2 separate regions of the Mus musculus genome follow, and region 1 is linked to region 2. Evidence: chromatin contacts called from ENCODE POLR2A ChIA-PET data. All regions are on one chromosome and are shown on one strand. Each heading gives the region's core, a stretch centred on a gene start or an enhancer-like site at or near the end of the contact. The rest is flanking DNA. Distances are from core to core; before and after follow the strand shown.

Region 1 (2,955 bases), core at 114-2,613, 140 kb before region 2:
GGAAGAAGTTGGGCTCAGGGAAGGAGCTAAAAGTGGGATTTGAAATCTGAATATTCCCAGAGGTAAGAGGGTGACGCGATAGGATTTTGAGCTTGAAACTGGATTTTGGTTAGAGATCCTGTAAAAGTAAAACATGGTTAATTAAAGGTAGGAACGACTTTAACTAATGAATGAGCCGGCTCTTAAGACTTATCTGAAGGCAGGGTTAGCGGTTTTGGGTCAGACCATAGTGGGATTTTAGATCCCACGTAGTAGAAGCAAGAGACTGATCTTGGTCACTTTAACGTGATCAGCCAGGTTACTGCTTGTGTTCATCTTTTAGTTCCCCTGCAGTAGAATAAGATGTGGAGCAGAGGCCAGGAAAGGCTGTCAAAGGAATAGTGAGAGTGGAAGCCAAGGACATCTTCGGAAAGGGGCCAGGCCAAACAGGATAGTTTGGGGTCCTGGGAGGAGTGGATGAGCTCATTACACTAGCACTTCCCAGTAGTCAACAGGGTTAGATTGGAGGGGCTCCTGCTTCAGGGGCCTCCTGAGGGTCGAGTAAGCTGGAGGCCAAGTTGTAGGTGGGTTTGACTGAGGTGCGGGATAGGGTGGGTCGGGCAGGCTGGTCCTCCATTTACCGCTTTTTGTCTCCTTAGAGGTGGGCCCCGAGGGCCAGGAGACGGCGGAGATCACAGACTTCCAGAGGGTGCGTTTCTGCAAGGTGGTGGCGGCTGCTCCGCCGCCGGGGGCTGCCCGCTGACAGCGCCAGCAGACCAGGGTGCCTCGCTCTGTACTAACCTTCAGCTCCTCTGCTTCTGCTACACTCCGTCCAGGCCAGGGTTAAACTTAGTGGGGGAGGAAGCAGGTTAGCAACGAGCCCGGCCCGAGGGGAGTCTTCTAAATTCGCTGAGGACCCAGTGGTGCCAGTCCGACCGCACTCGTCTGGTCGAACCCTCGGAGTCAGTCCCTGTGAGGCCTGGGTGTGCAGGAACCTGCAGCTAGGGATTGAATTAAACGCGTGCTACCGCCAACCTTTGAACTGTGCTGCTAGCTGATCAGGCTAGGCTGCTGTGCTTGGCTGGCGGAAGAGGCGGGACGAGAGTGCTCCTCTCATCCTCACACCTCTCTCCTCCCACCCCGCAGGCCGTCTCGCAGTCCTGAAGATGCTGCTGGGAGGGGCGGCAGCGCAGGTTTGCCTGGCTCCCAGGCTGGCTGCTCTCCTCCCTGCAGTCCACCCTGGATCCCTCGCCTCTAGGGAACAGAAGTTTACGCTGGTGCGGAGTTGCTGGGGAAGGGGCCAGCAGGGGTGATGGAGGGAACTGGGTCTCGGAACTCTCGTAGTAGTCCAGGGATGTGAGACTGGGAGGGCCGGGGCCGGGGCTCGGTGGGCGGGGCTAGCGTTCAGAAGCTCCGTAGGCCTCCGGCTTCAACAGAGTAGGAACCTTAGCTCCGGCGGGCAGAGGGATGCTAGTGTGCAGAGCTGCAGTCGGTCGAAGAAGGAAGGGGTTCGATTAGCGCGGAGAGGGCTGAGGTAGAAAACAGGAATAGGCGGTTGGAAATGTGACAGCTAGGGCGGGAGAAGAGCGAGTGGGCGTGGCCTTGAGGGGGTAGAGCTAAGAAATCTTGATAGTGGTGGGTCAGAGGCGGTAGGGGCGTGTCTAGGATGTAGCTGAGCTGGGGGGGGGGTGCTGTCTGACAAGGCGTGGTCCTGGAAGGGGCGTGGCTTGCTTGAGGCGGTCCTGGGGTGGGGGCGGGGTCGGTGCAGGCTGAGTGGGCAGCGCGATGCGGGGCTCGAGCTGCGTGGGCAGTGGTGGCGAGAGCCCGGGTGGTACGGGGCTGAGCGAGGGTCCCCGTGGCCGATGGCTGCGGCTCGCCCCTGTCTGCGCCTACTTCCTGTGTGTGTCCTTGGCCGCTGTGCTGCTTGCTGTGTACTACGGGCTCATCTGGGTTCCCACGCGGCCGCCTGCGGGCCCCGCCGACCCCCTGCCCAGCGCTGCGGCCGCTCCGTGTGCTCGAGCAGCACCGCCCGCCCCGCCTCCGGCCGCACCCGCATCCTGTTTGCTTGGGGCCTCCGGCGGGCCACGACCGCAGCCAGGACTGCCACGGAGTCGCCGCCACAGTCGCCGCCCAGCTCCGGGAGCGACGCGGGAGACCGCGCGCCGAGCGCCTGGATAGTCTGGCCCGCCCCCACCGTGGCCTGCGTCTGTCTATCTGCACCACCGGGCCTCGCCTGCGCGGCGCCGCCTCTCTCCTTGCCGCGGTCCTGATCCTGCCCGACCTTATTCCACCTTGCTCCTTCCCGGGACTCAGCGCTCATCGGCAATAAACTCCAGCCTCAGCTGGCTTACCTGGTCTGTGGTCGTTGGCCTCGGCCGCTGGTCCCTTCTAGCTCCGTGGCCGCGCGGCCTTAAAGGCTTTCCTCTCTCATTGCTCACATGTAATTTTTGGGTTGGAATGGGGAGAAGCGGCTTGCCAGTTTTCGGGGCCATTGAAGGTCAGATACTGTAAAGGCCTTACCAGTTTTCGGGGTGTCATCTCGTATAGCTTCGGAGACAGTGGTGCGTGCTGGAAACTGCAGTTGGTATAGTTTGCAATGGCAGGGGTAGAGGATGTCACCCGTAAGCTAGCTTGTCCTGGTTTGGGTGGTGACATTTGCTGCTTTGGAAGTGTGGAGCATATAGCTGAACCAAACCAAAACTGGTCTGCATTGCTGTTGGTGCCATGTTGAGACTGGTGTAGCTTCTGATAAAGAAGTCATGCGATTGAGTCCATTTTCCCTTACCCATGACTGTGGCTTGGCCGTAGGCAGGCCTGGGATATACTCTGCTGGCCAGCTGCAAGAAGGGGTTTCCTTTATGGCCTGCCTTCCCCCTAGGCTGGACAGCATCAGGAACCTGAGGCCTCTTGTCAGATGGGAGTGTTACCTGTCCTGCTGGTTCCCTTCTGTCCTACCAGCATCCCCCACGGGATGAT
Region 2 (3,067 bases), core at 40-2,539:
TGGCCCAGGTGTTGGTTAGCACCTCGCCTACCTTCTCTGGAGCCCTTCCCGAGGGAAGGAAAACGTCAGGCTGAGCCCCTTTGTAGAGTCCCCAGAAGGTTTCTGCTTTCCCACCCAACCTCGCTGTGAAGGTGTGAGGCTGGAGGAAGTGAGACTGTGAGAAGGACCTGTCTAGCCTGATCTTAGAACAGTGCCCAGGAGTAGCACAGTGCCTCAGAGTTGTCCAAAGAATGAATGGACAGTGAGAGATATGGGAGTTAGACTTTGGAAGGACTGGTCAAATGTTATTACACTGGTTAGGCTGTAGGCAGGACCAGTCTCAGAAAGTCAAGGTTGAGAGGATGGAGAGACCTGGGCTAAAATGGGGTGAGGAGGAGTTGGGGGCACTTCAGGCCCTCGGGGGAGTCCACACTGCGGGGAATCTGCCTCCTCCAGGTTCCCCGTGCATCAGGGGCGGAGACAGAGGTGTGTGGGTGTGAGTTGGCTGCAGGCAGAGGGAGAAGAGGGAGGGGAGAGACAGACCCAGGTGCCCAGAGACGGACAGACAGACATACACCATACACATGGCGCACGCTGAAAGCGGAGCAGCCAGGACTCAGAGCCAGGGCTCAGAAAGCCCCCGCACTTGACGATGCGGCGCAGCCTGGATTCCCGCAACCCCAGAGGCTCCGGACGGCCACGCCGGGCTCTTACCTGCCTTGCGGCCGGGCCGGTCCCCGCTGGGCCCCCGCGGTGGGCGCCTCCGCCCGAGGAGAAAAGGGAGAAAGAGGGAGAGGAGCCGGGGACTGAGGGAGAGCAGGGAGGAGGGAGGAGAGGGGATGCGAGGAGGGGAACCGGGAAGGGGCCGGGAGGAGGGCGGAGCCCAGGGGAGGGGGCGGGGACAGAGAAAAGGGGGGAGTTGAGAGAGCAGCCCCGGAGAGGGGGCTAGACTGGAGAGGTAGGGGAATACAGCTTGGGAGGAGGCCGGGGGAAGGGGGCGGGGACAGAGGAACTGGGGCGGGGGAATCAGCCGTTAAGAGAGTCTAGGCTGAAGGAGGGAGTTGCCGCTGACGGGAGGGGGTGGGACAAGTGAGCTGGGGAAAGGACCACCAGGAGGTGGGAGAGAGGAAATTTAGGCAGGGTGGTGTGTGGGAACAGGGTAGTTGTGGGTTGGAGGACAGGGACAGCCTGGAAGAGGGAGGAGTTGAAGGAGGAGAGAGAGTGGGCACAGGGGAGCTGGGGAAAGGACCACCAGGAGGAGGGATATAGTCGCTGGAGGAAAAGAGGAGCCAGGAGAGGGTAGGGTTTATGGGAGGGAGTGAGGCCTGGGAGCTCAGACTAGAGAACCGCCGAGGGAGGAGCCAATATGAGGAGGCGTGACCAGGGGCGGGGCTACAGAACAGAGACTATGCCCTGCAAAGGGGCAGGAGGGAGGAGCCCGGAAAGGGGCGTAGCCAAGGAAGCTAGTGGGTGGTAGAGGGGCTTGGCAGGGCTGGGGCTGCAGGTTGCCCAATCTTGGGGTTCAGCACTAGAATCCGAGGACAGCGATGGAGGGCGCAAGTTCGTACACCAGTCTGTGCTGTGGTATCCCAGTCCCTCTCTTTGATCACACACGCATAGCAACCCCTCCATACAAGGGCCCAGAGATGTAGTCATTGCTACAAATAGCCACAGGCTGGCAGACCTGGGGGAAGTGGGGGAAGGAATGTCGGGAGGCAGATCTTTCCAAGTTCACAGGCTCAGCCTGCTCAGAGCACCTTACAGAAGACAGGGAACTGCTACCAGAGTGCCCAGGTACGACAAGAACCATTCCCTCTGCCCCTGCCACGCCAAAACACGGTCTCACTCCCAATCCCCAGAGGTAGATGTTGTTAGCTCCATTTTGACATTACGAGGGGGAAACTGAGGCAGCAACTGTGGCTTCAGGTTCTGTATCTTTACCGCATGCTGTACTGCCTCTTGGCTCGCAAGGCAAGGAAGGATCAAGATCACCCAGTGTGGCGGCACACATCTGTTTGATCCCCATACTCAGGGGGCTGAGACAGGAGGATGGCTGAGTTCCAAGCCATCCCCATAGCAAGACCTAGATCAAAACAGTTTTGGGGGAGGGGGCTGATGATGTGGACCAGTTGGTAGCATGTTTGCCAAACATGCACTAAGCCTGGGCTCTGCCCTCAGTACAGTATACACTATGCATGGTGGTGCATGCCTGCAATCCCAGCAATCAAGAAGTGGAGGTGAATCAGGAGTTGAAGGTTACCCTTGGCTAGAGGCCAGCTTTAGCTACATAAGACCCCTTCTTAACTTCCCCCCAACTGCCAAGTCCTAAGCCAAACGTCCTAGGATTCTGAAGCCTTCAGGTGGTTGACTACAACTAGGTGCACAGGTGCAAGCACTCATGCCTGCAAGTGCACACATGCACACACCTCAGGATGTGTGCATCACTCGCCTTCCCATCACTACCCTCAGGACAAACGCCACTCCAGGCTCCCTCTTTCTAGAGGACAGGTGACAGGTGCTGAGCACAAAATGGTACAACAGGAAGAGAAGGCTGGCTTTGCCAGCAGCGTGCCCGCTGCCAGCTCTGGAGGGACACTCTTGGGCCTGCTGCCAGGAGAGGGAAATTCCAACTCCCTGAAGCTTCCCACGCTTCGGCCTGGCTTTTGGAAGTTGGAGCCTGGGAAGTCAGGATCTTGGCATCTGATGTCCTTTGCAGTGCAGGAGGGTGGTCAGATTTACAGGTGGACTTCCCTAGCAGGAGTGACAGCTACCTACCCAACCCCACAAACACATATTCCTCCAAGGAAGCGTCCAGGCCCCACCCCCAGCCTGGAGTCCCTCTCTAATATTTTACCAACCCTACAGACCCCAATTCTATTCCTGGTTAGGGGTTGGGGAAGCAACATTTTCTCTGGGCTAAATTCCTCTGGGCCTTGGGTTAGAGACTCTGATGGAACCATGGGGGTGGTGACTACTCTTGTCTCTCCGATCCTTTTGGGCTGTTTAGCTGAGCCCCAATACCTACTTGAGCACAGTATCTCCTTGGGCCTGTCTGCCTTGGTCTAGCTTTGACACTCCACACCAGAAT

Evidence for each region. ChIA-PET counts read pairs that join two places held with the same protein, here RNA polymerase II (POLR2A).
Region 1: POLR2A ChIA-PET joins it to region 2 with 16 read pairs in embryonic stem cell. The contact joins the promoter of Inafm1 here to the promoter of Slc8a2 in region 2. POLR2A ChIA-PET finds 5 or more read pairs at or near these places in 3 of 5 experiments (Patski and embryonic stem cell).

The regions. Positions count from the first base shown.
Region 1 is chr7:16,272,100-16,275,054 of GRCm38, reverse strand. It overlaps Inafm1 (InaF motif containing 1), which reads left to right and starts at 1,363. Exons shown (of 1, transcript NM_001136270.1): 1 at 1,363-2,955. The coding sequence starts at 1,765. The coding sequence ends at 2,157. It overlaps Ccdc9 (coiled-coil domain containing 9), which reads left to right. Exons shown (of 14, transcript NM_001382411.1): 14 at 639-1,013. The coding sequence ends at 742.
Region 2 is chr7:16,128,048-16,131,114 of GRCm38, reverse strand. It overlaps Slc8a2 (solute carrier family 8 (sodium/calcium exchanger), member 2), which reads right to left and starts at 1,289. Exons shown (of 10, transcript NM_148946.3): 1 at 694-1,289.